Linked DNA regions of Mus musculus: regions 2 and 3 are each linked to region 1. The links are chromatin loops, found by intact Hi-C in ENCODE. Cell type or tissue: heart. All regions are shown on one strand. Links, peaks and the distances in the headings refer to the core of each region. The heading gives the core; the rest is flanking DNA.

Region 1 (10,817 bases), core at 3,984-6,483:
TAGAGTCTTCATAGCTTTGCATAATTTGAGACACCAAAATCAGTCTTAAGACCTACCCATGTCCCTTGTATAACCTTTGTGCCCAAGAACGCATCATCTCCAGGAGGGAGTGTCTGAGAGAAGACTATCCTTGGTCCTCTCCAGAAATCTTCCAAGATTTCTGTATCACTGTATAACAACCTAGTCACACTGACAGGGAGACAACACTTTGCTCATGAGATTGACTAATGTGTTCTAAGGTCAATTCTTCATTTCCTCTGTTTCCCAGAATCACATGAGGAATCCATTCTCAAATGTCTGCCCTTCTAGCTGAGTTGGGGGTGGGGAGAGCTCCTATGGTGGAAGAGGCTGCAACTGACATTGACTTGGAAATTCCACCTGAATACATAATTGCCTTAATGAGTCATTTGTTACTTTATGAGTACCTAACAGTCAAAAGCTAAACCAGAAGAGTTCAACCCACAAGCAAGTTCTCAATGTCTTCTCAGTAGATTCAATCTGTGGTATTACGATGAGTGTTTTTAAGAACCAACTTCTCTAAAGTTATTCTTGAAGAACAGAGAAAGGAGTCAGTGGGGAGAAAACTTATAAGATGAGAAGATACTCAGAGAAATTGCTGGGCTTGAAATATCAGTGCAGTCAAATGAGTCCACCCAAAGAAAAGGTTTTCATCTCCAGTCTGTCCAAGAAGAGTGTCACATTGTGGGTCTTCATGTCCTCAGCTCTCACAATTTGGAGAAATGGATAATCAACAGTAAGGGGGAAAAAGGAAGGAAAAGGAATAAATTGCAGGCAGATAAAATTTTAGACATTTTCTTAGTAAGCAACTGAGCTATCCATGTTCCTCCCTTCAGTGTTGATAAGCATATGAACATCTGTAGACTTCTGAAAGGAGACACTGGTCAGAAAACTCATCTTTCCCCTGGAGTTTATTAGTTCCCCACTTTTTGAGATCAGGTTGGGTTTTATGTGTGTCAGGCTGGACGAGTATCCTGTAACTTACTTTGGACTCTAGAGTAATCTTCAGTTTCTGATCTTGCCACCATAGCCTGAGTGCTGGGACTACGCACATCTGAAGGTACCTTTATTTTACGTTCTCTTTCCAATCCTAGTGTCTCTTCAGTCAGCAAAGACAGGGTTCACCAATACCACTTTTGCAATGAGAAAACTTAATATAAAGGAGCAGCCCTGCCTGAGCCCAGGAGATGAATTCTACTCAATGTTCTTGCAGCAGGACAACACTGGAGGTAACACCGAGGGAAACACCAGACATCCCCACTAGTATGCTTCCCCTCTTTCCATCACTGGCCTGGACAAATCCAAGGCACAGAGAAACACCCGTCCTAACTCCAAGAAAAGAGGATAGCAGGTTGTTGGTCAGTAATTTGTGGGTTATGATTGAATAATCCTCTGGAATGGTGGTTGCCTATTTCTTTCTATTTGACATAACTCACTTTCTAGATTAAGAGCAGTTCCTTCCCCCAGCATGGGAAGTATGCAGGTATGATTAACAGACCTTCAACTGTTCGTATGTGAGCAGTAAGAATCCTTGCTTTACAAACAGCTGTGAGTTAGCAAAATACCCACACAACACACAGGTCAGTGGGCACCCCACTCACATCCCCCGTTTGTTGCTACTCGTTTTATTCCTTAGTAGCTCAGCACAAATATAATTGCTACTTAACAGACTGACTGGATCCTGACTACCTAAAAATTCCCAAAATGTCTCTGCCAGAAACCAGAATAAATAAAAATTGAGAGAGGCAGAGAGCTGATGGAGACAAGGCTGGAAAGCCAGTCACTGGTCAACAAACACTGGCTGTGAAAAGCCTGCAGTGAGGAGAGCTGGAGCCAGCTCAGCAGCTTAGCAATCTCTGATCTCTCAGCCAGCTGTCTCTCACGTGGAGTTTTGTGTGGCTCAGATATGAAGACGTTATAACATGGACAGTCCTGGGAACTTTCTCCCCCCGGTTGCACAGGGCATAGAAACACATTCCAACACCATTCATTGTCCAAATTCCAGAGACAACAATGGGGACTCCTGATCTAACTGGTTTTAATTATTTGCTTTATTTCTCGAAAGCAACTTGACTCCCTATCCAATGCTAAGGAAAAAAAAAAAAAAAAAAAAAAAAAGACAATTGAACTCATCACACACACCAACCCTACTACATTAAAGTCATATCGAGGAGAAGTTATTATACATTTAAGAAACTCTTTGTCTTTTGGTGCCCTGTTTACCTTGCATGCCTTTTAAATTTACTCTTTAATTCTCCATGTGCAATTGTTCAATTTTTAATAATAATGAAAAAAAAAAAGGGAAGAGGCTCGGTGTGGAGAAGAAGCCGTCGATGATCGGCACATTTTAAGATCGCTTATCATTTTTATTTCTCTATGTCTTCTCCTTCTTTCTCCCTTTCTCCCATCTCCTCCCTTTCTTTCTGATGAGATTCAATCTCCACATCAGACTGAACTTCCTCCCCCACTTCCCATCCCCGCCCCCACTCAAGCATCGGGTAACCCAGAGTTGGGCTCTTGCAGCAGCGAGAGAGCCTATGCTCTCTGGGATGCCGGCCTCTGGGTCCTCAATTCCTGGATGGCAGTTCTCCCTTTCCATGGCCCGAATCAAGGCAGCTTCGCCTGCAGTGTGTCTGGCCTGTTTTGTCTTTCTACATTTTTTTTTTTTTTTAAACTCGGCCCGGGCGCAATCAAATCCTGGCAACAAAGCCCAGAGCTCAAAGCCACAGAGGTGGACTGGCGGCCAGCTTCTCGCCCCTCCCCCCATTGCCCAAACTCGCTTTTGAAAATGCAAGCGTGGGGCCAGAAAATGAATGTGTCGATGGAAGGAGGATAAAAGGCTGGTACGCGAGTGTACACGAGTGCTATGGGCTTTGCAGTTTTCTTTTATATACCTTTTAAACATCAAGGCCTAAAAGCTAGGAAAGCACTCCGGAGAGCCGTTCCGGAGCCGACCCCGGTGGGCTCACAGCTCCCGCCCCGCGCCCTCCCCCATCTGGCTGAGCGGGTGCTTGGCGCGGTTTGTCTGACACTTGTAAATGGAAGTGGGATCCAACTTGGAAGTAAACGCGCCAAAGTCTGGGGGCGGGGAAGAGGCGAAGGCAGAGAAAGGATTCTCCCACCCTCAGCCTAGCCCAGTGTCCCTCACTCCAGCCTCTGTGCCTAGGATTCTGGAATACCCCCACCAAGATCCAGGACCCGAGAGCAAGCGGCGGCGAAGTGGGTCTCCTTCAGGGAGACTAGAGCCATTGGCTGCCCTCGGTTCCACATTCCATAGCTTCTTGCTTCTGGGAGACTCCCAGCCACCTCCGCATCTTCACTGCCTGTGTAGTCTACCTTCACGTTCATTTATGGGTACTCTCATTGCCGAGCTTGCTCGTTATTGTACCTCAAGGTGGGTGCTATCACCAGCATGCACATCTAGGAGCGCCCCCTTTCCTCTGGTAGCAAGAGCCAAGAGCTGTGCCTTTAGAGCGTCCGGCAACACCCGGCCCTCTGCATCTCACCCTCTCTCCGAGCGCACCACAGCTCCCAAGAGCCGGGCAGAGGACAGCAACAAAAGTTGCTTTCCGCAAAGTCTAATCTTGGACAATGTTTAAACACTTCCGAAAACACACGAGACAAGAGTCTGCTGGGGGAGAAACAGTGACCGCATTATACTGCCAAAAAGACCCGGGCTCGCCACCTTTCTCCAGCCCGGCCCGATGCATTTTAGCTCAGCGACCCCAGCTGGTCAAGTCCTCTCGCTCACCAAGCGCCACGCGAAATCTGTCCAGTCCACCTCTGTCACCCCCAGCCAGCTCCCTAAGATCCCCAACTGCACTCCGGTGAGCCAATGGTTTCTTTTCCACACCTTCCGGAAAGAACTCGGGGCGGCGAACAGTGCGCCCTCAACGTGCCCACGAGGAGCCGCAAGGGCTGTTCGGCATCCCTGGGATGATCAGACTACCGCTATTCTCTTTTCAAATAGCACGGTCAGTTCTGACGCCCGCCAAAAATCATGCGTTCTCCCAAAGCAGTCGGGTCCATCTCCCGTCAAAACAACAGAAATCCTTTCCTGGCTTCTCGGCTAAACTGTCGCACCAGTTCAAAGTCGGCTGTCATTTAGAACCTTTCACAACCCAAGACTCAGACATAGTATGCAGGGGCAGGCGAACATTCTAGGCTACCCTTCCTGCACCGTGGAAGTGGAGGCTGGGCTCTTTGCTCCGCTCATAGCCTCCTCTAGCATGCACCCAACTTGCGCCTCTGGGTCCTGCAAGTGCATCCATCGGCATCTGCCCCTCTTCCTACTGAGTGCTGCAAGCGCCAGCTACCCAGCGGAATCGCCGCCTGATATCATCCACCTGCAGCCAACGGCCAAAGCTCAGTGAGGACCCAGAGCTGCATGTACAGACCCGAAAGATCGCCCTCCTCTTATTGCTAGCCCTAAACTTAACCAACTCCGGTGCCATTTCCTGGCTCCTGCCGCAGGGCTGTCTCCCTGGGTTCCAGCTGGTAGCGGTAATGACCACAGCTCCAGGCAGCGCCCAGGCAGGAACTTTACAAGGTGAAAAGTTTCCCCCCACTCTCTCTGAGAGCTTTAGCTTTCCGGAGCACCCATCACAGCCTCTCTGTAACCAGGTTGCTGAGGCTGTTCTGAGAAAGGTGCACCCCAGCCAGTGCACCATGCACCCAAATAAGCATGCTAAAAATCCTCACGCACCCTTGCCTTGGTCAGCGATGCGCCCCTGCACCCGACGAGTCCTCCGTGGTCTTCCTTTCAAGTCTAGGGGCGAGCTGGCCACCCCGCCGCCTCCGCCGCAGTGCTCGCCGCGTGCTCCCGGCTGAGGCTAGGGCGGCGAGCGGAGGCGCTAGGCGCTCAGGACGCCGCCACTGCTGCGGGTTGGCGGCGGAGGAGGGGAGTCGGAGGAGGATGGCGGCGGGAGGGGTGGGGAACCCGGGAGCGAGGTCCCAACGCGCAGCCCAGATCACAGCGCAGCCTGCCGGGGGGAGCGGTTCTCGCGTCTGCTCTAGTCAGCTTGCACCGCTACTGCTGGCGGTGGAGAGGTACCGGGTTCTTCTTCGCGGCGGCCGCCGCCGCACTGCCAAACCCCTAGCTTCGCTGTATTCTCCTCCCTCCCGCAGAGCCGCGTCCTCCGGGGGATGGGGGTGGGGGATGACCAGAGATCTCCGAGCGCCACACGAAGAGAAGGGGAGGGAAAGGGGGGCAGGGAGACCCGGCGGTCAGCAGGAGGACGCTAAGGGCGCCTCGCCTGGAAGCTGGACTAATTTTAGAGCCTAGGCATCCTCCACTTCTAGCGTGGCTGGAAGAACGCACCAAAGTCAGACTGACGTTTTCAGAGAGCGCGCACACACCACACTCAATCGTCTCTGCTCTGCTCTGCTCTGCTCTGCTCTGCTCTGCTCTGCTCTGCTCTGCTCTGCTCTGCTCTGCTCTTCAGCCTGCTGCCTAGAATACACTAGACTTCTCTGGACCAGATGAGGAAACCGAGGCACAATGAGACCAACATGGTTTTACCCAAGCTCCTCAGGCTACTTTGAAGCACAGTGGGCACGGCTATCAAACGCTGTACCTCCTGCTGCCCACCCGGGACTCGCATTTCTTTCCCACGCATTTTCAGATCACTGGGATCACCTTTGTGTGGGAGAGAATCAGACTAAAAAGTAACATGACTCATCACCCCCACCCAGTCTGAAACACGGTGGGATGTGAAGACATTCAGAACAGGAATGAGTGAACAGTCTCAGGGGAGCCAGGTGATTAGCAATACCAACCGGTGTGCCCTCTAGGTCCTTTTACTTCTGGATCATCCTCACAAGTCTGAGGATTCATGGCACCCCACCCCACCCCACCCCACCCACACTGCTTCAGTAGAGCTACACTTCAGCCTATGTTCCTTGCCTGTGAGCTCTGAAACATTCCTAACTAACGGCCAGCCCCGGTAAACCTGGGCCAGCGCCAGCCTCCACCCAACCCCCACTGCTGCACAGCAAATCACGTCTGTCTAAAGCAGGCTTTCACCCCAGGGGGTTCCTAGGGTGCCCACTCCCAGGCAGCTTCTCTGGAACTCTGGGACCGAGCAGTAACTCCAAGAGAGATGCTTCCGCAGACATGCTGTAGAGATAAATTTGCTCCTTTTCTTGATTCCTGAATTTCCCTTCCAGGAGCAGAGTCTGTCTCTCCTTAAAGTCTCTGTGCTCAGTCACACCCTTTGAAGAGTTACTAGAATTTGCCTTTTTGGTCTTCCTCTCCCAAGCCTGGGGCCTTAAGGATCTGAAAAGCCCTCCACTTTCAGTAGGTGGGCGGTTCCCCCTTGAAAGCCTTCTGCAGCCTCTGCACTGCCTTGACTGCCCCATAAAGCACTCTGCATGCTCCGCTTGCTTGCCTTGAGCATTTAATGGAAATACTAAGGAATACTGACAGCTAGCCATACATCAACTAATTCCAGGACAGAAGCATGATGCTGTCCAGGGCTTCACAGTCAGAAAGGCCAGAAGAAAAGTTACCTGCTCTCCAATTATGTCCTTTGCATAATTCTATTCTGATTTTATTTTTATTCAAACACTTTCTTAGGGCATTAAAAATTTATTGCCATATAAATATGCTCCTGGTATGGTGTATTCCTTGTGACTGACCCAAGGTTGTTAGTATTGCATCAAAGATTTTAGTGATTCAAGCATTTTACATTCTAGTGCTTCTGTGGGAAGACTGGGAGAGTCAGCTGCTGGCTGGATGGCTCCTGGGATGCACAGGGAGTTGGTGTTGGCAGCAGGACAGGCCATCTTCCACCTCCTTCCTGGGAAGCTGGCCAGGTAACTGAAGATGCAAGGATGTGGTGGGAGTCCAACCCCTCCAAAGACTTTCTTAGGCCTCAGAGGCACTTCACGCCTAAGTGCAGAAATCTGTCTAACTCTCTACCTCCTGCCTTCAGGCAGAGTGTAGGTAGTAAAGTAAACAGTCTCTACTCCCAGGGCAGAAACGGGCCATGGCAACCTAGGGGAAAATGACTCTGCAATATTGCCGAATGGTTTATTCAGTGGGACACCCTTTGGTATAATACTTGTTGATATCAGAAAAACATCTATTTCTTTATAACATAATCTACTACGAACCTGTGATATTGTGGTCACATTGTTGACAAAGCTATGAACTTAATGAATGAACCAAAAAGATTTATAATTCTTAAATTTTCACCCACGGTACCCTGTACAAATCCCAGTGTAGTGGATAAATATATTAAATAGTCAAAAATTAGACAAGGGAAGAAAGCATGAAAAGTCTCTATAAGACTTGCTAACAACATAGAAGAGAGCACTAACTGAAAAGCCAGAAATATATACTCATGTCACCTGCTTTATCATACTTCTGAGGTCCCACTCCACCTCCTCTGGGCCTTATCTCTTCCTTTAGACTACTGAACAACTTGCTCAACTGGATTCTTGCAAGCTATACTAATAGTACTGAGCCCTGATCCACTCTTGTAGCTCACTCCTCACCAAGGGTCTATTGAGGTGTCCATATACGTGGAAACCTAGATATGTAGGAGTTTAGACACTGAGAAATCTTCAGTGAACAAGACTTGGGAGTGTTTAGCGATATGCATGACTCTGCCACAGACGGGGGAGGCAGATAATGTTCCACATGGCTTCTGGGTTGGTCTTGCTGCAAGAAGCAGTCATCAGCTTGGCTGTACAAACTTGCCTTTCAGTTGTTCCTGGCTCTCTGACCTCCATGTGCTCCTGGGATCACACTTACACTCCAAAAATATTCCAATGAAAAGGCTTTAAAATTAAGTAGGCTTAGGTATTTTTTTTTCTTCTTCAAAACCTACTTTATTTAGGGTTCTTGAACACATCATCTTCTTTTCTAACCCACTGATCAGAGGGAGGCGGAAAAGGTTAATATGAAAGGCTTTTGTGAACCTGTTTAGAAGTAGTTTCTTGGTGCAATTCCAGCCTTTGTTGTCAGGATACCAGCAATCCAGTTCAATAGCAAACACCAAACAGTAAACCCAAATCAGTAGTGGTGGCATAGTCAGCAAATAAGTAAATAGATAGGCAGATAGATAGATAGATAGATAGATAGATAGATAGATGATAGATAGATAGATAAATAGGTAGATAGAGTAAATAAATAAAAGCACAAGTCAGAAGAAGCAGCCAGAACCCGTCACAATACCATGAGAAGTTCTTTGGTTCCTTTCTATCTACAAAGTGAAGACCAACAAACACCAACTAAGACTAGCAAAGACCAATGAAGTCCAGGAAAACATTACACAGCACAGCAATGCAAGTGGATCCTGTGGCCGTACGTGGAATTCTATGTATTCTTTCTAAACATCACATGTCCTCTCAAATGCCTGTTTTCAGTAAAATATTACATGATTTTTTACAAAACAATTTCTAGAAAAACATCATATAATATAACTGAGTTGCTAAGAAAGCAGAAATTTCTACTTCAGATTTATTTTTATTTATATGTACGTGTACATATTTGTATATGTGCCCCAGGACATCAGATCCCTTGGAGATGGAGGCAGTTGTAAGTTTCCTGCCCTGACAGGAAAGCTCAGAACTGAGGTAGATTATCTGTGAGCAAGAGATCTGAAGCACTGAGCCATCTTTCTAATCCTCTCCATGTCTCAAGCCTCTTCAGTAAGTCTTGTCACACTCTGCTCTGGCAATTCCAAGCTAATATATAGATGGCCATTCACAATCATCTTCTTACTCTATGCAACTGACAGATTATGATTCAAAGTGTCATTTGAATATAATGCATGAACATATATATTCATAATTCACATATATAACATATGTATATAGTACTTAGGAATACATATATCCCCAACTTTCTATGTATTTACAGACTTCTCAGTGATAAGTTCTCTCTCTCTCTCTCTCTCTCTCTCTCTCTCTCTCTCTCTCTCTCTCTCTTTCTCTCTCTCTCTCTCTCTCTCTCATGTTCTACCCCGATCTGTTCATCTCATTGAGTTTGTCTCTATGTTCATGAAGATTTGTTCAGTATGTCATCTGAGGTGATGCCTCTTGTACTGTTAAGTCAGAAAACACTGAATTATGGTTTTATTTAAAAGATATTTTGATAACTAGATGGCTATTCAGGAAGGTGGAAGAATGTCCTTCCCTTGAAGTACTAAATCAAGCACAGATGACTTTAACATTACTTTTGGGACCAAATAAAATCATGTTACATTGTGTATTGCAGATTGAATGTGAAGAATCCCCCACAGGCTGAGTCCCTTGCTTCTGGTGTGGACTTGGGAGATGGTAGAACATTTAGTGGTTGAAGGATGTAGGCCACTGCAGCTTTATGGGAATGCAGGAGGTTGTAATTCTAAAGCACTGTCTTTTTTCTAGATTCTCCACCAATCCTTGTACTACATGTTATAGATATCTCTTATACCAGCAAATATATGGGCACATCACACCCTTTTATTGAACATGCCATTTAACTAACCTTTACATTTTTTTGGTTGTTTCACACATGTATGCAACTCATTGTGACACTATTCACTACACCATCCTCTCTTATCTCCTTCTGAATACTCCAGGATCCTCTTTTTTTGTTTCCAATTAATCCTCTCCTACTTCCATGTGTGTGTGTGGTGTATGTGCACATGTGTGCATATACAGGTCACTTTCAGGTAGTCACAGCTGCTACGTGTTCATAATGACATTGGCCACATCGTATGTAGCAGACAGTGCTTCACAGTGATCCTCCTCATTCTCTAGCTCTTCTAATCTATCTGCCCTGCTTTACTGTGACATTCCCTCCATCATTGGGAAGAGGCTGATGCCCATGCTGCCTTATAGAGCTGAGCATTCAGCACTCACTTATGCTAAAGTTGATGCAGCCCAGTCCTTATTTTCAAAAAGCACCCAAGCCATAGTTGGCTATACCTAACTTGAATCTTCTCTAACGAATTTCTTACCATCTGACATTATTCTTGATTTTTTTTATATATCCATCTTGGGCTACAACTCTCCCTTTACTTTGTCCAGTAGAGCAATACATGCAGTAGCAGCCATTTAATCTCATACAATCTTACATTTTTTTAGGCATTCCTCCTTTCCTTTGATTTTTTTCAGTTCAATGATTCATCTGCTCATTCAAACATTATTTTTAAGCAGCTATGTACTTGCTCTGCTAAGCACTGGGGTATAATGAGTTACCTACTCTCATGGATCTTGGGTTGATTTAGAAATCATAATTTACCAAAAGATGTTATAGAGTAATGTACCATTGACAGGGGCTGTGGCTTGAGTGATTTGGATGGTTGAATTACCATAACTACTCTAGTGGATTGAGCACTTCATTCCTTCCCTATTTTACTCATGAGTTAAATTCAACATTACCCATGACTGATGATAATAAGAGATAATTAGGGGTGTCCTTATTCCATACTTTGACATAATACTGCAAGGAGAAATGCTCTCCCTTACCAGAGTATCCTACTTCATTAACTTCACATGTTTTTATATAGTTGTTTTTCTTTAACCAATTTGAGGATTCTTTCCATTCAAAGTTATTGTCTTCAAACTTTTTTTTTCTTTTTTCTTTTTGTAAATTCATGGTTTTTGCTATTTGTCCCTATAATTCAGTTCAGTGAATATATTATGAATGTAATATGCTATGTGAACATGCTTAGTAAGGCCAGATGTGGAGTATTTTTCTACAAAGGAGCATTGTGAGCTTAAGATAACACATGTGGACTTGTGAGTGTGATTTGTTCCTTTGCCAAAGGAAAAGTTGCAAAGCAAATTTAAAAATGAGGTAA
Region 2 (10,817 bases), core at 4,957-7,456, 60 kb before region 1:
AGGAATGAAGGCTTATTTGGACTCTGTATTTGAGGTTACCATTCACTGTGGTGGTGAAGATACTGCAGCAGGAACAAGAGGCAGATGCTCACACTGCAAGTACAGTCAAGAAGCAGAGGGGAAATGCTGGTGCTCAGTTCGCTGTCTCTTTTTATGCCATTTGAGACCCCAGCCCTCTGACTGATGACACCCATATTTAGGATGGGCCTTCCTTCAACCACTTCAATTATCCCAATCTGTGAAATCCCTCACAGATATGCCCCAAAATGTGTGATTCCAGATACTATCAAGGTGACAAACGATACGAGCCTTCACGGGAAGAATCAAGGAGACCAGCAGCTATCTAATGGCCAATGCAGTGATTTCATTTTTAAATTATAAGGGTGCATGGGTACTTTGTCTGCATGCTATATTCTGCACACCATGTGCATAACTATTGCCTGTAGAGGCTAGTGGAGGATATTGTATATCCACTGAACTGGAGCTAGACAGGAGTCACCATGTGGGTACAGGAAAGCATACCTAGGTCCACTGGAAAAACAGTCAGTACTCTTAACCTCTATGATAGTAGTTCTGAACTTCTGGATCAGGACCCCTTTGTGGATTGAATGACCCTTACACAGAGGTCACATATCAGTTACCCTGCATATCAGAAATCTACATTATGATTAATAATAGTAACAAAATTAAATAGTAACAAAATTAAATAAAATAAAATAATTTAATTTATTTTAATAAAAAAATAAATTAATAAATAGCAACAAAAATAATTTTAAGTTTGGGGGTCCCCACAGCATGAGGGACTGTATTAAAGTGTAGGCGTATTAGGAAGGTTAAGAAGCACTGCACTAGTGGATCTTTGCCGATCCATTGTTATGACTTTTAGAAAGAGATGGTGAGGAATTAGATTAAGGCAGTAACAATGGAAAGTATTTATACTTGGGAATATCCCAAAGATAGGATCACAGGATTTGTTCAAGAGTTGAAAACAAAAGAGCACACAGACACACACACACACGTGCAAGTATGTGCGCGAGCACACACACACACACACAGTGGAGGTGTCTTGGAAAGATGATGAAGCAGATATTTATTGAAATGCAAAAAATGTAAGGAGGGAGGAATTAGAGGTCCATTTGGACATGTTGAATTCAGACATCCATTGAAGAAGCTACCCAGGAGAAAGGCATAGGCTCTGCTTCCTATGTAGAAAACAGAGGATGTTAGACAGGGATTAGAAGCAAGAAAAACAGATCAGCAGAACTCATACAATCACTGGCATCATCCTACCTAACCCTTCAAAAACTGGAAGCTTTTAAACTGCTAGCCAAGACGTGCATTGCATCACAATGGGAGTGACTCTGAGAGCAGACATTCTTGGTTCGATCAGAAAGGCGATGATGTAAGCAATTGTTTTCACAGCCTGGCATAATTCTGCATTAAGATCCAACCTGGCCCTCTGACCTCAAGCCAACGGGGAGCTCCCAAACAGGGACCGAAGCATACAGTGGTTTATTGTTCAAACCCCAGGTTCTAAAGGGGAGTTCTCAGCACATTCACAGGGAATGCAAATGAAGCCCTTGCCATGGGAAGCTGTTTTGTTTTTCCAAATCAGGCTTAGCAATCTGTCACCAAACAGCTACATGTGTCTCAGTAAACCTTGATTTGGATGCTCACACCCTTGCAAAATGTTTTGAATCCTCACAGGCACATGTCAGGGTCCTTAGAAGTTCTCAGTTCCTGCAGTTTACACAGTGTCTGTCCTTCATGTATCTCTAAAGCTGGGTTACACCGAAGGGCTGCAATCCAGAATAAAATGCCTGTAGATGCATAAAAGTACTGCAGCAATGGGTTGATGAGCGAGGACACAGTAGTGGATAGAGTGTGCACCACCATTCAGAGCTAGAGGAAAGGAAGTGCAGGAAGCAAGCTTGCTCTTATTGGTTGATGGCTATGGGGATGTCTCCTCATCACTCTGAGTCATTTTCCTTATCCCTAAACCAAGGCATCAAAGCAGCCGATCTTTCCTTGTTGAGTATTTGAGGATAAGCTAGTCACACAGCAGACCTTTAGATCAGACTATTCTGCCCAACTAAGATGCCACACTTTTTCATCAATAATTCCTTATTTTCTGCCTTCATTGCTAATGGCCAAAACTCTATTCTAGGTTAGTTCTGTGAATTGCACTAGTCTGTTCTTAAATTTTTATATCTTACTGGTTTAAAAATTCACTTTCTGGTGAGTGTGTATGTGTGTAGCTTACTTGCATAAAGTTTCCAGAGTAGGCAAAGCTGGTTGACTACAGAACCCCATGGATCTGTGTGTGTTTGCCTCCTGTGTAGAGATTAGAACACATGACACTCAGTTCATGCTCACTCCATGTGTACTCACTCCTTTATGTGCATATAGTCCTCAATCTACAAGTCTGTGTTATCACCCACTTGCTCTGCACTTGTCCTGTGCATAGAACATATCCCTTCCCCTGTCTGCTTTGGTTAATGCCACTGTCCTTAATTTGATGACATCCTGGCACAGTTAGTTCATAGCACAGATGAACTTTGGAAGAGCTGCCCTTCATGACCTGTAACAATTCTGAGCAGCCCCACTATCTCATGGAGCCAACATCTGGAGAAAAGAAATTTCTTCTTCAATAAATCCCTCACCTTCTGATGGGCAAATAAAAGAAAGAAAGCACCCACAAGAGGTCCTCAAAGAAGTGCATTACACTGTGCAAAGGTCAGGGGACATTTCCCCAGCCAGGAAGATCATGGAACAGAAGAACAGCCAGAGGACTTCTAGCGCCTTCTTATTTCTATATATGACTCTTACTGGCAATAGCGCCTCTGGTTGAAACAGCAAGGTGGGAAACTCAGCTCCACAAGGAGAACAAAAGACAACAGAAACATAACGTGTCACCCTGTGTAAAATCAACAGCTCTGAAAGACTTCGGAGCTTGAAACAAGTTCCTCACCTGTGATGCACACTTCCCACCTTAGATATCACAGCAGGTCTTTACTCCAAACCACACCTGGATGCTTAAACACCACCTAAATGACCTTCTCCCCAAAGAATTAAATTACCATTATAGCCTACCCCTCTATTAAAAATTAATGAATTCACCAGCTCCTAGGACTAAGGCCTTCATTTGTTTCTTAATGAAGAAAGCTTTGATCTTCAATTCTCCAAGGCTATGATTGTTTTTTATTCTTCAGTTCTCCTCATTAAATATAAATACCTCCATTCTCCAAGATACACCTGCAAAGCACTTAAAACACTCATTTGAACAATAGGAAACCTATTTTTGTCTCCTTGCTAAGAGCCCACTGTTTAAAGTTCTGCTATACAAGGGAAGGCATTTTTCTCTGGCACCCAGGCACTGATATGGGTGATAGAATACTGAAATTGAAGGTTTGCAGTTAATCACTATTTACAGAATAGGCTCAAAGGGCAACTTCTCCGAGTGTAAGATCTGAGCTGCAATAAGAATTCTTCACATGTTGTCATTAGCTGAAGGAGGAGGGACCATCCAAGCAGGTGCCACAGTTTGATTTATTGAATATTTCAGGCTACATTCCTGGGATATAACATCAAGCGCCGGGAGAGACTCTCTCTGGCAACTGCCACAGCCCTAATAGCAAAAGGCAAATGAGCTCTTAGTGCACACTGAGAGATGTCTGGCAACAGCTAGAATTCCCCCATTCTGCCATTACAGCAAAGTGCCCTTAACCATGTCTTAGGCATGGTATGTATTATTAAAACAAGGGAGCTGTGGTGCTTTTCCAAATAAACCAGTTATCAAAGCCTATTGCTAATTCAAGTATGTTCATTCAAGGTAACAGCTACACACACACACACACACACACACACACACACACACACACACACACACAATCTCATTCCACATTTGAATAATGCAATCCATTCCGCTAAGTTACCATGTCCTGGTTACACAAAAGGCTGGGTGAGCAAACGGAGTGTGTTTCTTCTGTTGTGTGTTTAAGAAAGCTGAGAAAAGCTATTTCCAGAATCTCAACATTCATATCCATTACTCATTGCTAGATGATCCAGGCTTTGACGATATGAAATTTGGAATAAGCAAAAACCCTGGCACTGTGATTGTCTGCCTGGAAGTCAATAAAAACGACTTGAACCTTGAAGTTTTCAGCCCACAGACCCTGCATACGGAATTTTGCAATAAGTCAGCAGCTGGAATGACAATGCTTTACCAGAGTTGTTATTACCCTTGACAAAGTTGGGGGGGGTTCCATTAGGAGTCATGTCTAATCCACAGCCTGGGGCTGAAAGAGAAGGGAATTTTCTCAGTCTCCAGGGAGGGGAAGGAGATGCAGTTGTTAGGCAGCAGTTTCTGCCTATCCTCTCTTGGGGAAAAAGCGCGAACTGTGACATTCAGGGTGGTTGTCAAGCGCTTTCCCCCCTGACTGCCATCCTGCCCGTCACATCTTTGTGAGGGGAGCTTGGTAAGGCAGGAAAAATATTCTAGAAAACAGGACATAGACTTCAGTATGCACTGTCTTGGTATAAAGTACAGATACATAATTGACTGAAAAAAAAAACCAACATTTTCTTAGTTTTGGCCCTGACGTAAAAACATATGAATGTTCTCCTTTTGAGACAGAGCAAGAAATGCAGAGGGAAAAAAGGAAGGAACAGCTACAAGATTCTTCTGCCAAGATGATTGTTTTTCTCCGAGCATAAAGGCGATAATTTCAATTTTGGCTGAGACAGATTATTTCCTAAGAACAGAAAAAACCCAACTGGATGTCCCCAGATGTCACAGGATGATTTGACACTGGAGTGTGCTTCTCTGAAGACTTCTCTGAAGCAGCAGGAATGGAGAGCACTGTCATTGTATGGCTCTATCAAGTTCAGCACTTGACAGACGACAATTGAGCTGCCCAATGTCCTAGTCCTCATGTCAATATACACTCCAGACCTGGTTTATTTCCACCCTAGAAATATATATATATATATATATATATATATATATATATATATATATATATATATTTAAAATATATATAAAAATAACATCAATAATTATAATAGAATGTCAGTACCAACTACTTTTTTACCTTTTTAAAACCTGTGCATACAATGTGAGTGTGAGCAGGAAAATCAATAGAGGAACGTCTATGTTCAGGAGTTGTTTCCTCATCACCGTGCATGCCAATCACAAGCAGGCCATCTTAAATATGTTCCATTCTCCCTCTTCACCCTAATCAAAAATGGAGGATATCAAGCTCCTGTCCTCAGCATGCACCCTCAGTTCTCATGAACACCCTCAGTCTGTGCCCAAGAGATGACCACTGAAAGCAGGCACTGTCCTCCCGTGTCTCAGCTCACTTCTGTTCCTTCTCTGTGCATGAGCTGCAGAAATGATGTCTGTGGTGCCATTTTCCAAATAGAAAATTCTATCATCCATTAGCTATAAGCATCGAACATCAAGCTAGACAAAGACTCCGGCTTCTGCTGTCCCGGAGGTGATAGTGTCTTTGGCTACATTTCAGGAATTCAATTCTACTCAGAAGATATTTATAGAGGCTCATCCACATGCCAGCACTGCTCTCAGCTCCAGCAAAACAAAAGAAGCAGCAAGCCATACTCCTGTTCAGAGGAGAGCATTGGCCAGCCAGTGTCCCCAGAACTGTCTTTGAGGTACTGTACGGGAAGCAATACAGAGATTGTATTGGAAGAGCAACCTTGTTGTCCTCAGACTCTGCAGAATTCATCTTTAAAAACATCAAACCTAGGGTTTGTGAACATGTGCTGTGCCCAAACACTGACCCGACGTGAGTTTTATGTACAAAACTGAACCGCCTGGCTTCCTATCCCCTACAGTTCTTCTGCTTCACAAAGAACTTTCCATGTTTTGTCCCTCAGGACAAGATTCTTTTATGACCTCCTCACCTGTCATATACTGTAAAACTAAGAGATGGAGCCTTTACAGTTGAACAAAGGCCAGTGAACAGAAACAAGCGTGGATATTCATTGCCTCCTATCAAACCTTGTATTCCATTTCCAACACAATTTCTGCTTTCCTCTCTGTGAACCTTGTCCCCCACCCAAGGGGTGCCGTCCTCGAGTTTACAGAGGCCATGCTGAATGTGCTGTATGCAAAACGGGTTTGCCTCCTGACATCAGTGTCTACCATCAGAGCCCGGGTAGACAGTACCTCCTCCACTGCTCTCCTAATGGACCATGTGGACTTAGTTATTCTGCACCCAGCTCCGTGTTTTCTCACTCATGGCACACTTTGACAGGGAGCAACTTGGTTATGTTTGGTCCTGGGGAGATAGAGGTGGATGAGGACAATTTTGTTCCAAGCTCCCAGAAATCTCTTAGAAGTATTTAAGAATCAAACCACAATACATAAGAATATCAGATCTAATAAAGACCCAAGAAATTGAGTCCTCGGAAACAAAACAAAGAATATCATTTGCTTGGGTGGCTCAGGAAAGGCATCCAGCTTCTGATGTCCCTGGCGTGATAGTGTCTTTGACAGCTGTCACTCATGTAGACCTTAAAGTACTTGAACAAAAGGTGTGGGTCAGGTTCAAATCTATTAAGCCATATTGGCATAATAGTCTGTGGGATAAAGAGATAGGAGAATGGCTCTGCTTAGCGGCTTCTGAAATACAGGTGAAGCCAGAAACTGCTTCAAGTGAAAAGAAAGACCATCATTAGCTGTAAAAACTGCAAATAAGCTAGATTCGGGACTCTGGGCATTTCTGGAGTTGCTAGCAAAATCCTCTCTGAACCCCAAACCAGGAGACTAATGAGTATGAATCTCGGAGGTGTCACAAACCAGTGTCAGAAGAGAACCTGGCTTATGTGGCTGTCATAGCACCTAGGGTGCCTCAGAAAAAATGATTTAAGGTTTAATTCTGAGGGTGGCAGTTCGGTGTCAAATATTTGAATGATGAACTTTATAATGCTCAGCCTCCGTGTCAGGTGAAACACTCAAATGCCTTCCGAATTCCGAGCAAAGTACGTCACTGCAGCAAGCCTCCGATACACCGTGCTTCAAGGGAAATGCAGCGGCTAGTGGTAAGACATATTCTGGGGTGGGGGGAGTGGGGGGTTTCAAGCCTGTGTAACAAGGAAGCAGGATTGCTCCTGGTGTAGACAGAACTGTGCTGCACTGCAGCATGGCACAGAACTCGGACTTTTACAAAAGTAGGTGTCGAAGAACAGGTTCCCCCTCCAGACCTTGAAATTATTGGTTTCCTGTTGGTGCAGAAATCATCCAGCTGCTATGGCTTCAAGTTTTGCATCTTGGTAACAAAGATGCTTACTTCAAAGTCTCACTTTACAAACTTAAAGTACATTGTAAACTTAGGATCAATTCAGCGGTTATAAAACATGCAGACCACTCACTGTTGGGATTATCCTCTTTCCCATCAGAAATTAATATTCAGCATAGATCTGGTCATAATTTCTAAGCACTGAGTAAAGACATGCCCATCCCAAGTATGAAGTCCTGCTTTGTGAGCTAGGAAACAGAAACAGAAGTCAAGATCTGCTAGGTTCAAGATTCACAGCACAGTACTTTGTGTTGTGAACTCTCAGACACCAGACAGTCACACCCATAGTCAGCAAAGGTGGCCCTTTAAAATCCCAGCTGAGCTGGGCGTGGTGGCACATGCCTTTAATCCCAGCACTCGAAGAGGCAGAGGCAGAGGCAGAGGCAGAGGCAGAGGCAGAGGCAGAGGCAGAGGCAGAGGCAGAGGCAGAGGCAGAGGCAGAGGCAGAGGCAGAGGCAGAGGCAGAGGCAGAGGCAGAGGCAGAGGCAGGCGGGTTTCTGAGTTTGAGGCCAGCTTGGTCTACAAAGTGAGTTCCAGGGTAGCCAGGGCTATACAGAGAAAGCCTGTCTTGACAAACAAACAAACAAACAAACAAAAACAAAAACAAAAAAAACAACCAATCCCAGCTGGCTGATTACAATAGATTCTTTGGTGAGCTTTCTTTTCCTCTCCTTGCCTTCAGTTCCTCCTCATATTACCTTTCCCATGACCTGCCTCCTGATTTTAGGCTCAGCAGACACAAGCATGATCCAGATATGCCACCCTATCTGCCACCCTCCTATGCAATGGGCAAATGGCTTCTTTATCATCCTCAAATCCATCCTTTCTTGTCTGACTTTTGTTTTTATGTCCCAGCTAGCCACACAGTCTGTATGATTTTTCCTTCTGCATCCTAGGCATTGTCTATGTTTCAAGACCAGGCTCTCCTACTTCAATTTTCTGAAAAAAAAAAAAATGTAAGAATGTAACTAGAGATTTCACATCTTTTATATCTCAAGTTCATTCCAATCAGCATCAGTACTGTACTTCTCTCACCAAGAAGAGCACATGTCCATTATGCCAACAGATAATGTGCTTTATGCTTGACGCTGAGAAGAGTTCTGTGAGCCAGAAGCCATGCTCAAGCACCTCTCACTTAGCTGGGATCTTTGCACAGTGCTTTGTATATAGTATTCATTTAGTCCTCTACTACTTAAGAGGAAAACTCCATCCTTTTTTATTATTCCACAACCAGTATCTACTCAAAAACACAGATGACATTCATAAAGATTAGTCTTTAATGTGTCTGATGGTAATGCTGCCTATAGAGCAATAGGATCAAAATAAAATCAGGAAACTCCTGATTAAAGAAAAATTTCTATTTTGAATTTCCTTGGTAGAATAGGCCTAAGTATAGAAAAAATTACTCAAAATTGATGATGTAAGGAAAGGCATTTACACGATGTTAGTGATTGACAGGCTGCGTGAGCCACTGTTGAGGACTGACACCTAAAGAAGACTTTATTTTATGCTTATCATGCTTAAAGTCTGTTTGAAATTTAGCCGTGTAGTTGGTGAACCAAATATTGCATTTGTGATATAAGGACCATATTCTGATCTGTATCTACTATAGAATATTTAAGGTCTTTTAATGAAACGACAAGACCATAATCACTAATAATGTAGGGGATTGTAAATCCTGATAAAGAGATATAAACTCTCTGCATTTTAAATAAATAAGATTAGAAGATGCATTTGAACATGAGTTTAAAGACATAGATTTTACAAGTCAGAAGGTGGATGTGGAGATCTGAAATGCAGAACCCGTAAATATGTCGAGATACTATTAAAATTAGTAAACTAAACATGCAATAATTTCTTCCAGGTTTGAGAGCTTATGAAGGTGGACACTGTATCCCAGAGGACCAATAAGCGATTAGAGAAAAAGGGAGCTGACTATCTCCAGAAAAGCTTTCATTTAAAGCTTACTCATGAATTTCATTGGTTGAGCACTCTCTTTAAGGGCAGTAATGATGTTAGGCTATTCAGAAAATTCATGTAATTACCCTGTCCAGGTTAAGATCATTCTATGAGTACAGATGGGTAGAGATACTCCAGGAAGAGTGGAGACCCATCATGAAAGCACAGCAGAAGTTAAGCACTGGACTGTGGAAGTGCAGAAGAGCTGTGAGGTCAATGAGGGTGTTCCTGGCAGACCTCACAAGCAGAGCCATCCTTGAACTCATTAGCATGTGCTTAATTAAAATTGTGTTTCTTGATGATAAAATACACCCATACTTGTGCAGACTTACAAAAAATTATTCATACTAATATAAAGAAAAATAGAAACCACCTATAACTTTATGCACCATTTAACTATTAACTTCATCATAATCCTTCCAGTGATGACTGGAATCTCTCTTCTCCTTTAACCAAACAGTTACAAACATTAAAACATATAAAAGGCAATGCATTTTGCATTTTATATTACCTTTACATAATAGTATATTTTAGACAGTCACTTTGGATATCAAAAGTCAGTGGAAATACAAATCGAATAAATTCCTGATATACTATGGTACTCGGTTGAAATGGAGCCTAGTGGTAGAGTACTAGCCTAGCATAAGTGAGACCTTGAGTGGATGAAGAGACAAGTATTCCACAGTACTGGTCAGATCAATTGATCAGGTCAGATTTTCTTATTGTTAGATATTATATTTCAGGTTCTTGAAAAAATACAGGGTTTTGTTCAGGTTTGTGTGTGTGTGTGTGGTTGTTGTTTTTGGCTATTGCAATGGATATTTGCACATAACAATTTATTTGAATGAAAACAGCTCTCTAAAGGAATAATTAAGTCAGAAGAAAGATACTGTTAATAAAATAGAGATGAGCTTTAAGAAACAAAAACAAAATACTAGGGAAAGTATTTTACTGACACAATGAATTGGTATGAGAGTGCATGTCTGCAAACTGCAGAAACAGCTCTGGGAACTAACAAAGATGAACTCAGATCACTAGCCATGGGGACTCCGAAACAGTTTACTGAAAACAGGAGCACAATTGTATTTGGAACACAGGAAAGTCATGTTTGTGACAGTGATGGTAAGAGGCTCGTGTGAGGACTCCTGCAATAGTCCAGGAGCTACCAATGATCTGGATACAACAATAGCAGCATGTAGAAAAGGGCCCATGGTGGTTGGATCTCAATTCCTTAAGTAGTGGCTAGATCTTTCATAAATGATTGTGTCTATGTTATATTACAAAAGGTATACTTTTAAAACCTAATTACAACAGGTTTTGAATATTAAAGGAAAAACAAACTATCCAAATCATGACATTCATTCCACTCAATTTGTGTGTAGAGCAGCAAAGGTCAGGGATTCAACCTCAGCATTCCCTGAAATAACTATAGATATCACTGTCTCATAGTGGGGAGCCATAGCACTGTGTGATCACTAAAGTTTTTCTACCCAATAATGTCTGCACTCTATATAAGACCAGTAGCATAAGATA
Region 3 (10,817 bases), core at 3,976-6,475, 820 kb before region 1:
GTGTTGCTCACTGCACTGGTCTTTGAAGTAAAGTTCGCTACACTCTTGATCTGTGTAGTGCAGACCATTACTTCCAGGCTACAAACCTGGTTTGTATGCTATTGTGTAGACTATAAGCCATGTCAAGTATTTGTGTATCTAAACATATTAAACATAGAAATGAAAGTCACAAGGGTAGCTATTTTTTAGCTCCATTATGATGGTAATGGAGCACAACCTATTGGTTGTTGTTGATTAAAATGTCATTATGTGGTGCATGACCATTTTCTGAGACTCAAAGTAAGTTCTGAATTTCTAAATTCTTATCACCTTGCAGCTTGGTTACTTGAAGACAGAAACACAGAAGTATCTTGGAAAGCGTCCTCTCAAAGACACACATCTGTTTATTATAGGAAGGGTTTGCAGGGCCAGCTGGTGCTTGCTTTTTTGAAGCTGCCAATCAGCCAGTGTTCTTTTGGAAATCTTTTCCCCTCTCTTCCCATACAAGAAGAATCACAGAGGTGCTCGGGTGGAGAGATTGAGCAGAGGGGCTAACCTTGGAGTGGCCTGACCTGGAGGTGTCTTTCCAGGGACAGGGGAGGGCAGGGCACCTGTGTACTCTGGGCCTCACTTAGCAGTGAGACACTCCTGGTGGGCAGTTTTGAGATGAGAGGTGCAGCAGGCAGGGCAGAGCAATACTGGAGACAGGTGCTGGTATAATCTGGGCAGCACAATGGCCCAACTGGCAAGGACAGCTCGCAGCTCCCCTGTAAAGGAGACAGTGGGAGGGCTGCAGGCCTTTCCTTCTCACTTCCCCAGGGGTACTTGCCATAGAACTTTGGTATGGCCTTTAGGAGCCAAAAGCTTGGTAAACTGATATTTTTCTTTGGTTTAGAAAAATACAGACAGTGTGTGTGTGTGTGTGTGTGTGTGTGCGTGTGTGTGTGCTGCAGGCACTATGGAACCCTCATTCCCCTTCATTCAGTAGCGTTTATGAGCTTCCTACCATAAGCACAACTTTAATGATGGATGCTGGGGATGTGATTCGGGACTGGACAGAAGCCCCTCCTGTCAGAGCATCTTGTTCCATCTGGAAGGAAATGAAAAAGCGAATCAAGGAACAATAACATAAGAGAGACACACAGGAAAAAAAAAAAAAGAGAGACACACAGGGAACTGAGGTGCCACAGAACAGGGTCATACAACCCGACTGAAGGGCCAGAGCCAGCAATTAGGATGGAAGCCACGTTTAAGATGAGATTTGAAGACTTTGTCTTGCTTTATGTGACCCTCCATTTCCACCACTGCAGCACTCAGTGCTGACTGCAGTAACAAGTCACCTCTCTTTGACTGGGCATTTAAACCCCAGGTCCTGGGGCAGAATATAAATTATTAAAACCAAAGATAAATCTTGTATCCCCCTGTACCTGAGCTTTTATGTATAGTAGGTTATAAAGTGACACACACACACACACTAGTCTGAAGAACTGGGAACAGAGTCCTTCAGAAACACCAGCATTCACTCACAGCAGGCCCAGCATCAGCAGGCCATGTTGAGCATCTTTGCAGTCCTGCAGGTACCAGCAGCTGCTAATTAAGGCCACACTGCCACCATGAGGACAGTCTGCCTAGTGTCTGTCAGGATTAGGATCCTTGAGACCCAAGCCTGCTTGGAAGCCCAGCTTCCTGCTGGAGAGAGTAGTGACTGTGTAGAAGGGAAAGGCTTACCTACTCCAGGGGCCCCTCCCTCTGGCTGTCCCAGCCTCATCCAGGCAAGGGCAGAGGGTCTTTTTGTAAGTGTGCATGTACAGTACAGACCAGGGAGTCAGGCAGAAGAAGGCACATTCCCTCTCTCTGCACTGCAAGGCTGTCTTCTCTTGGACTCCTGCTGGCCCACCCCTCCCACCTCCCACCGCAGGCTTGCATAGCTGACTTTGACACACTGTTGAAATCAAAGAATGCCATGTGATGAATTGGCAGACTTCAAAGCTCTGCTGTATACTCGAAACACACTATCCCTAAATCTTATGTCTGGAAAGAGGCATTTTCCCAGTGTAAAAGCAAACGGAAGCATACACATTCAGTGTTGGGAGTAAGGGTGTGTGCAGCAACTTGCAAACTATGTTTTGTGGATTTTAGGATCAGCCAAGCAAGTGTAGAGTCTTCCAGAAATGGAGTTTCCTGTTGGGAAAATTAAAGAGGTTTATAGAATGTGGGATTAAGAAAGGACTTTTTATGGACTGGAGCACCAAAACAAAACAAAACAAAACAAAACAAAAAAAAACACTTGCTCTTGAATCAGCTGAGTCCCCAGGCTTGGCGGCCCAAGTCTCTCTCTCTCTCTCTCTCTCTCTCTCTGTGTGTGTGTGTGTGTGTGTGTGTGTGTGTGTGTGTGTGTGTGTGTCTGTAGAGCTTCTGCATGGCCACTTAGGAGGCCTTAGAGGGTGGGCAGAATTTTTGGTAGACGCCATGCCATCACCATGGACAAGGGTGACCCCAACAAGCCACGGGGCAAAATGTCCTCGTATGCCTTCTTCGTGCAGACCTGCTGGGAGGAGCACAAGAAGAAGCATCCCGATTCGTCGGTTAACTTCGCTGAGTTCTCCAAGAAATGCTTCGAGAGATGGAAGACCATGTCTGCAAACGAAAAGTCGAAGTTTGAAGATTTGGCCAAGAGCGACAAAGCTGGTTATGACAGGGAGATGAAGAACAATGTTCCTCCCAAAGGTGATAAGACAGGAAAGAAAAAAGATCCAAATGTTTTGAAGAGACTGCCATCTGCCTTCTTTATGTTTTGCTCTGAACATTGCCCAAAAATCAAAAGTGAACACCCTTGCCTGTCTATTGGAGATACTGCAAAGAAACTGGGTATGATGTGGTCTGAACAATTTGCCAAAGATAAACAACTGAATGAGCAGAAAGTAGCTAAACTAAAGGAGACATGTGAAAAGGATATTGCTGCATACCATGGCGAGGGCAAAAGTGAAACAGGAAAGAAGGGTTCTGGTAGGCCAGTGGGCTCAAAGAAGAAGACTGGAGGAAGAGGAGGAGGAGGAAGAGAAGGAGGAGGAGGAAGATGATGAAGAGGGAGAAGAGGAAGAGGAAGAGGAAGAGGAAGAATAAGTGGCTGTCATGAAGTGTGGAGTATCTGTGCTCAGGCAATTATTTTGCTAAGAATGTGAAATTCAAGCACATTAGCTTCAGTATAAAAACTGAACAGATTTTTGTGTAGCTGATGAGATTCTTTGTAGAGAAAATACTTTTAAAAACGTGTTTGTAGCTTTTTCAGGGGCTACAACGTACAGTTAGATTTAAAACTTTTGATGTTGAATGTTTCTAAATATTTAATGGTTTAACTTCTTATGGTAGCAAAAATAACTTTATAAGAATCTGTATTACCAGTAAAAAGATTTTTTTAGGATTCTGCATTTTTTAAAATTTGTAATAAAATTATATATATATATATATATGTATATATATATATGAACACTTGGACCCAGGGCCGGCTCTCAGCACACTCATGTCAGCTCATGACCACCCGTAATTCTAGCTCCTGGGGATCACACATGTGGTGCACATGAATGGACACATACATAAATGAAAAGGGAAGAACATTTAACAGTAGCCTAAAGTGACAAGTGACAGGTTGAAATAATTACTTCAAAGAAATTGAAAGTAGTAGATACATATATTGCTGAGCTTGTTCTGTGTTTTTCTTGCTCTTGAATCAGAGCAGCGCTGACCACCTGAGGAGATGCTCATGAGATTGGGTCTGTAAGGTTTCCCTGTGGAGGGAGGTGGAAGGCTCACGAGGCTCAGGGCTCAGGGGCATTAATGACATCCTTCCCGGTCCCCTTTCCTTAGAGAGGACACAGAGGCTGTAAAGCACCGGGCTGGGACTGTTTGGTGATGTGACTGCCTGTAAGCTGACAGGGACCTCTGGGCAGTGGAGCTGCCTGTGAGCTACCCATGCACCTGTAAGTAACTTCAAGAAACTCATCAGCCATCAAGCTGACTTTTACAGAAACCTCATTTTCATCTCTACTTTCCAATCTAGGCGAGCAGACATTTTAAACATGCAGAGCCGTTACCTTCAGTGATGGTTAATATTGACCGACTGTCAACCAGGCAGGATCCAGAATCCCTGTAATGTCAAGTCTCGAGTCACACCTGTGAGGGATTCTCTGAATTACGCTAACTCTGAGCAGGTCGTTGGTGGGTTGTCATGATTAGTTTGAGGTGGGTGACTGGGCTGCTGTAAGCAGCTCTGCTCCACAGGACAGGCTGAATAAGAAGGACAAAATGAGCTGATTGGAAACATTCATCATCTAACTATGGAAGCAATATAACTGCAAGGTCCCCTCAGTGATGACTGTATACCTTTGAACTGTGAGACAAATACCTGTCTCCTTGCTTTTTTCAGGGTATTTTAACACAGTAATAGGAAAGGCAACAGATATACTGTCTATTCTAAGGTCTTTCCTGATGATCCCACCACAGCATCCAAGGGACCAGGCTAAGAACTCAGGAGGTGGAGTGTCCCTAACCCCTCCAGCTCCAAGATGCATTGTTCTTCATGAGAAGAACAATGTACGCCACTTTAAAATGTACGCCACTGCATAAGTCCTTCCAAAAATAAGGTAAGAAATTATGATTGAAAACATGGCAAATGTGATTAACTGGCTAGGGTGATTTATTTTTATTTTTATTTTTTTGAGTAGGCACTGTTCCTTCCTGTCAGGAATTACAGTAGCAAGCATCTGTCTAAAAGTTACCAGTCAAAGGCTCAGTGCCTCAGACTTGTTTCAGTGACCAGGTTACTAAGGAATGTTCTCTACATCTGTGGGTTTGTAACTGGGCAGCTCGCAGGGAACTTGCTGCATTTTGTATTCAACCTCACACAGACCTCTGCTATCAGCAGACGTCTGCAATTGTTCTTAGCTCAGTTAGTAATAATTCAACTTCCCACAAGGGGGCAGCAAAGCCCACAGCATTGTTAACCATCACTCTCCGGCCTGGGCTGGAGAGAGACTTCTGAGGGTGGTGGGGCCTGACACCCTGAAGGGTATAGCATATTGAGACTGTGATATATGCCATGAGGTGCTGTAACTACTATCCCGAGACAACTAACTCTAGATTTAAAAAGTAGATCTTAATGTTTTATACTCTGTCACTAGAACTTATAGAAACACCTGTATCCATTAAAGAAATAGTGGGGAATTAGTATTCACAAAGCGTTTGCTATTTGTCAGGACCGTGCAAGGCTCCTGCCACTACATCTTTGAGAATCTCTAGGACTCAAGCCCTCCATGAATGAAGAGCGAAGCCTGCTCCTGATCCCTCCTGAACCAAAATGGAGTACCTGACCCATGCATTGCAGCCTTCTAATCCTGCTTCGGCGGAGAGTAGGGTTTGCTTGAGCATGATATAGCAGCTAAGTCCAGAGTCCTCTTCAAGAATTTTAGGGGTGGTTTTCAGGGATAATTGGTATTTTTCAGGACCTGTATCTTCGCGTTCACAATGTTATTCCCTTAAGCACATGAGAAGCCAGGGCTGGCCTGTCGGTTGGTTCTTGTCAAAAGATGCTTGAATTCATTTTGGTAAACAAAAGATCATGATTACTCATGATAACTCAAAGTTATGTCAACGCATTTCCAATATTGATTTAAAATTTTTGAATATCTTAGGGTCTGTCTTAGTCTATTTGATGCTTGGGTAGGATCCTGGAGTGTTTCTGGATAACACTTAAGAAAAAAGTTTATTTGGTTAACAATTTTGGTAACAAGGGCTTCCTGGGTAAATAAATTCATTGCAACAAGGACACTGAAAAGGTCCTAAGCAGATGTGAAGAACCAGAGGCAAGTGTGTAGGGGCAATAAGCCACTCAAGACAATAGACCTTGTCCCCAAAGACCTGAGAGGCAGCATGAAGCCATCCACTCAAGGGTTCTCGCTGCCCATGACTGATGACATTTGGTTAAGCTCAACATCCCCTTCCTCCCTGCCTCCACCCCTCCCTTCCTCCACCCCTCCCTTCCTCCCTGCCTCCACCCCTCCCTTCCTCCCTGCTTCCACCCCTCCCTTCCTCCCTGCCTCCACCCCTCCCTTCCTCCCTGCCTCCACCCCTCCCTTCCTCCACCCTTGCTTTTCTCCCTGCCTCTACCCCTCCCTTCCTCCCTGCCTCCACCCCTCCCTTCCTCCCTGCCTCCACCCCTCCCTTCCTCCCTGCCTCCATCCCTCTTTTCCTCCCTGCCTCCACCCCTCTTTTCCTCCCTGCCTCCACCCCTCCCTTTCTTCTTTTCTTCCACTTCTTCCCTCCATCCCTTCTCACCTCTTCTCTCTCCCTCTTTCCTTCCCTTCTTTCTTCATTTTTTAAAGAAAAACATTTTGTTTGGTAGCCCTAGACCCTTGCTGTGTAGATTGACCTTGGACTCTCTGTTCTCAGCGTCTCCTGCTGGGATTATACAAGACACCTTTTAGATGCTCTGCCATATTAATCTCACCACATCGGAGATAAAGCTTCAAGTACAGAAATCGATTGGAGACAAGGTATTTCTAAACTACAACAAAGCCTAAAGTTCTAGGATATTTTCTTCCTGCACTTAGTGTGTAAATGCTTGTGTGTGTGTGTGTGTGTGTGTGTGTGTGTGTGAGAGAGAGAGAGAGAGAGAGAGAGAGAGAGAGAGAGAGAGAGTATTGCACGAGATCATCATTCTATCATGTTCCCTTTCTGGTGCTGAGGTCAGACAAAGTAGTCCAGTTTGGGGAACAGGGTCCACAGGCAGGCAACAGAGTCAGGGTAAGCCCCTGCTCTAGTTGTTGGGAGACCCACATGACAACCAAGTTGCACATCTGTTTCATATGTGTTGGGAGGTGGGGCTGAGTCCAGCCCTTGTATGTTCTTTGGTTGGTTGTTCAGTCCCTTGGTTGTTCAGAACCCCCAGGAGTCCAGGTTAGTTGACTCTGCTGGTCTTCTTGTGGAGTCCCTGTCCTCTTTGGGTCCCTCAATCCTTCCTCCCAACTCTTTCTCAAGACTTCTGAGCTCTGTCTAATGTTTGGCTATGGGTCTCTGCGTCTGTTTCAGTCAGCTACTAGGTGGAGCCTCTCAGGGCAGCCATGCTGGACTCCTGTCTACAAGCGTAACAGAGTATCACTAACAGTGTCAGGGATTGGTTCTTGCACATGAAGTGGATCTGAAATTGGGCCAGTTATTGGTTGGCCATTCCCTCGGTCTCTACAATACCTTTATCCCTGAACTTTTTATAGGCAGGACACAGTTTGGGTTGAAAGTTTCGTGAGTGGATTAGTGTTCTTATCCCTCGTCTTGGTGTCTTGCTTGTCTACAGGAGGTAGGCTCTTCAGGCTCTCTATCTCCCTCCACTAGAAGCCTCAGCTAGAGGCACCCTCGTAGACTCCCTGGAGCCTCGCCCATAGCTTGAGAAATCTTAAATTCTTTAGAAGTGGTCTCAGTTTTCCCAGGACTGGGGGTTTTCATGGATGAGGAACTTTCAGAGTTAAAGCTGGGGAGGTCCTCGGCAGAGCACGGCAAGTGGGCAGCTAGAGAGTGGGGGTGCTTGACTTCTTCCATCGGGCCAGGCAGGCTGCTCCACATGACAAGAACATTCAAGGATCATTCCGGGGGCACTCAGACAGATACTTGCCACTGTCATCTTAATGACAGTGACCAGATTTGGAGGGAGTTTGATCATTTTAAAGACTTTTTTATTTTTTTTCCAAATTGTGAAAAACAGTACCGAGATAACTTTAACAGATTTACTTCTTGGGTGCATCAGGGTGCTAAGACACTGGCTATCCTGAAAAAGAAGGACATGGAAAAGGGAAACTGAGTGCTTAGTACAATTTAGTAACAGATCTGGGGCTCCTACCACCCACAAGAGTGAAATGCCCAACCTCCACAGAAGTTATGGTTGTGAAAGGTAAGGGACACCGGCTCTCTGGTTTGGAGTCAACTGGGTCATTGTGCACTCTGCTGCCATGAGTGGGGACATCCATGGCTGAGAAGGGCCTGTGGCTCAGGGCCAGACCTAAACCTGGATCCTTGGGTGACTGCACTGCTGGGGCAGAAGAGGTTAAAGATTTGCACCAAGGCTGTTAGCACAGGACTCAGAGGCGTAGCTGGAAAGCTGACAGCATTTTGAGCCCATCTATGAAATGCGCAGCTCTGACTGTGTCACATGGTCAGCAGTCATGGCTACTGTTCTCCATTACTGTATCTTTGAAAGTTAATTGATGTCCCTAGTACAAATGATGGAGAAAGACATTTTAGAAACTGTATTTGTTCTTGAGCCCAAGGGAGCAGTGTAGAAAGACAGGTTTTTTTCCAGTGTCACTGTGAGTACACCTACAGGGAAGGGACCAAGGTTTGTGATGAGGGATGCTGTGGGAAGATCCTTCTCAGCTCTGGGAAGGGCTAGTCCCCAGACTGGGGACTCTGGAGTGTTTAAAATGTGTCTCCTGGTAACATCAGAAGCTACAGCCATAAAGTCTCTCCAAAATGACTTCCCAAATGTGAGCTGGACCAGGAGGACACCAGGGAACTTGCTAAATTGATGAGGAGAAGCCCATGAGGTGTCAAGCCTACACAAAGGACTACAGACAATTGAGGAAAGCTGGGAGTAAGACATGTGGTCTTGTCCTGGGGAAGAGCACAAAAATTGGCTGTTCAGTGCCAAACGGTGAACCCTGAAAATATACATACATACTAGTAACATTGTACACACACACACACACACACACACACACACACACACACACACACAGAGAGAGAGAGAGAGAGAGAGAGAGAGAGAGAGAGACATTGTCAGCTGGAGAAGGTCCTCATCCTGGCAGCACACACTGGCTGGGTCTCTTTGTCTCTGAAAGAGTGCCACCCTGGGCATTGATAATGTCACTTCTGTGTCCATTTCTGTTTTATCCCCACACCTCCCTAACCCATCACATTTCTTTCTTACCTATGCATGGTTTTCTCAGCCAAAGTCATTCATTTCATTACAGACAATTCTTGAGAGTCTATGGACAATTTTTTTTTCTCTTTCAAGAATTTATTTTGGGGCTGGGGATATGGCTTAGTTGGTAGAGTACTTCGTGCACATGCAGGAAGCCCTGACTTCCATTCCTAGCCTCCTCAATCTTGTGTGGTATCTCACACCTGTAATTCCAGCACTTGAATGGTAGAAGGCGAGGAAACAGGAATTCAAAGTCATCTTCAACTACACGGTGAGTGTGAGGCCAGACCAGGCCATGTGATATTATCTCAAAAACAAAACAAGAGCAACAGATAAGTAAAGAGCACACAGGAATCCAGTCCTTTGGAACTGGTGTTGCAAATGGCTGCGAACCACGTGGTGCCCAGAACCCAACCCAGAGCTCTGATGAAGCAGCAAGTGCTTGTAGCTGCTGAGCCTTCTCTCAAGTCCCAAGCTATTCCTTAAACCTCGAGACCTCTCCTCAGTCTACAGCAGTGGGTACAAGGCTCCCTTACCGGAAAGTACTGCTATCCAGCCACACTCCTCCTTCTCAGTCACAGAGCTGGGGACAGAGCTGAGCTGTGACATTCCTCTGTCACCTCCAGCCCTGATATCTGCCCCCTCAAGTTCCTGTAATACAGGGAAACATGCTCTGCAGGGTGGCGCTGACTTCATGTATGAATTCCTAACTGCCCAAAGTCCTCAGGCACTGACCAGTTTTCTGTTTAAGTGAGCTAGTGTCTGACTTCTGCCTTCCACAGCACAAACACCTAGCCACACTAAAAGCTAGCGTCTTTAAGAATGCAAGGCAGCAGTGCTGAGGAAATGCCCTTCCTGGCTGAGCATCTTCCTGTGTCCACAGCCTCTGATCCTATGCATTTTCTTGTCTGACACTTCAAGGAATCTACCATGAGCACTCGTCCCTCCATTATGGATCTGGTCAACATTTATTTCTGGAAACTTTTTCTTTCTACATTGCCATCTATTTATCTCAATAAGACAAAGTTTGATTATACTAGACACCCTATCTCTTCAGTTATATAGTCTATAAAGACACAATAAACTCTTTAGACAGTGTATTTCTGGACAGACATTTCTTGTCCATCTCTACCTGAGGTTACCTAGTACCATCTCAAACTCAGCCTTTTAAAAGACAGACTCATGGTCTCATTCTTAAATTATGATCATTCTGCCTTTTCAATTTTGATGAAGCACACCTTTATCCTCCTGGTGGGGCTCTTTGTTGAGAGCCGTGCCACGCGCAATCGCCATTATAGGATGGCGCTGGCCTAACTAGTAAACAAGCCTTGTGCGCAAGGGCAAGAGTGAACTCACGCCTAGTCACTGCCCATCTTGGGGCATAGTAATGAGGTGATGGGCGAGCAACAAATCAGGAGCTGACATGCCACATCAGGTGCTGAAACGCCATGCTGAGGGCTATATAAGCAGCACCATTTTCCGGGGTCTGGGTCTTCCCTCCTTAAGAAGCAACAAAGCTTGCCGCAGAAGAATCCGGTTGTCCGAGTGTGTTCTTGCCGGCGAGAACGATAGCTCGGGACAGCTCTTGAGTATCAGTCTGCCTGTTTCCTTCCAACCTTGTTCATTTGCAAGTCCTGCCAACTCAGACACATCATTGGAAAGTCCCAGTAGATTTCCTCTAGGACATCTGTTCGCCTGACTCCTGAACCATTGCTTTCAGAGAACCTCAGTGGCTGCTGAATGATTTTCACATCTATTTCTCTGATGTTTAAGATACCAACTTCTCCTTCAAGCCACATCTCATTCTTGTCACCTTGGATCTTTCTTCTTTAGTTCTATTTTTCTCAATTATGCCTTTCTCTGAGTCAAATAT

Evidence for each region. Hi-C counts contacts between places; a loop is a spot of excess contacts. Peaks named below come from ENCODE experiments on the same cell type or tissue, not always from the same donor. Only the 100,000 strongest peaks of a DNase experiment are listed, where the experiment ranks them.
Region 2: a loop joins it to region 1, with 2.4 times the contacts of the local background. A loop is called at or near these places in 2 of 42 quality-filtered maps.
Region 3: a loop joins it to region 1, with 2.8 times the contacts of the local background. A loop is called at or near these places in 2 of 42 quality-filtered maps.

What each region holds. Positions count from the first base shown.
Region 1 is chr9:16,497,150-16,507,966 of GRCm38, forward strand. It overlaps Fat3 (FAT atypical cadherin 3), which reads right to left and starts at 4,905. Exons shown (of 26, transcript NM_001080814.2): 1 at 4,724-4,905. In heart, for the core only: a CTCF peak has its summit at 5,015; a DNase peak (open chromatin) is centred at 5,112; H3K4me3 peaks cover 2,311 bases; H3K27ac peaks cover 1,706 bases; H3K27me3 peaks cover 520 bases.
Region 2 is chr9:16,436,551-16,447,367 of GRCm38, forward strand. The region is part of intron 1 of Fat3 (FAT atypical cadherin 3); the gene reads right to left. Among named protein-coding and RNA genes, the nearest start is that of Fat3, 60 kb to the right of the region's middle. In heart, for the core only: no CTCF peak of the experiment used is centred there; no DNase peak of the experiment used is centred there.
Region 3 is chr9:15,680,443-15,691,259 of GRCm38, forward strand. It overlaps the pseudogene Gm5119. Among named protein-coding and RNA genes, the nearest start is that of Gm35225, 15 kb to the left of the region's middle. In heart, for the core only: a CTCF peak has its summit at 4,950 (motif pointing right); no DNase peak of the experiment used is centred there.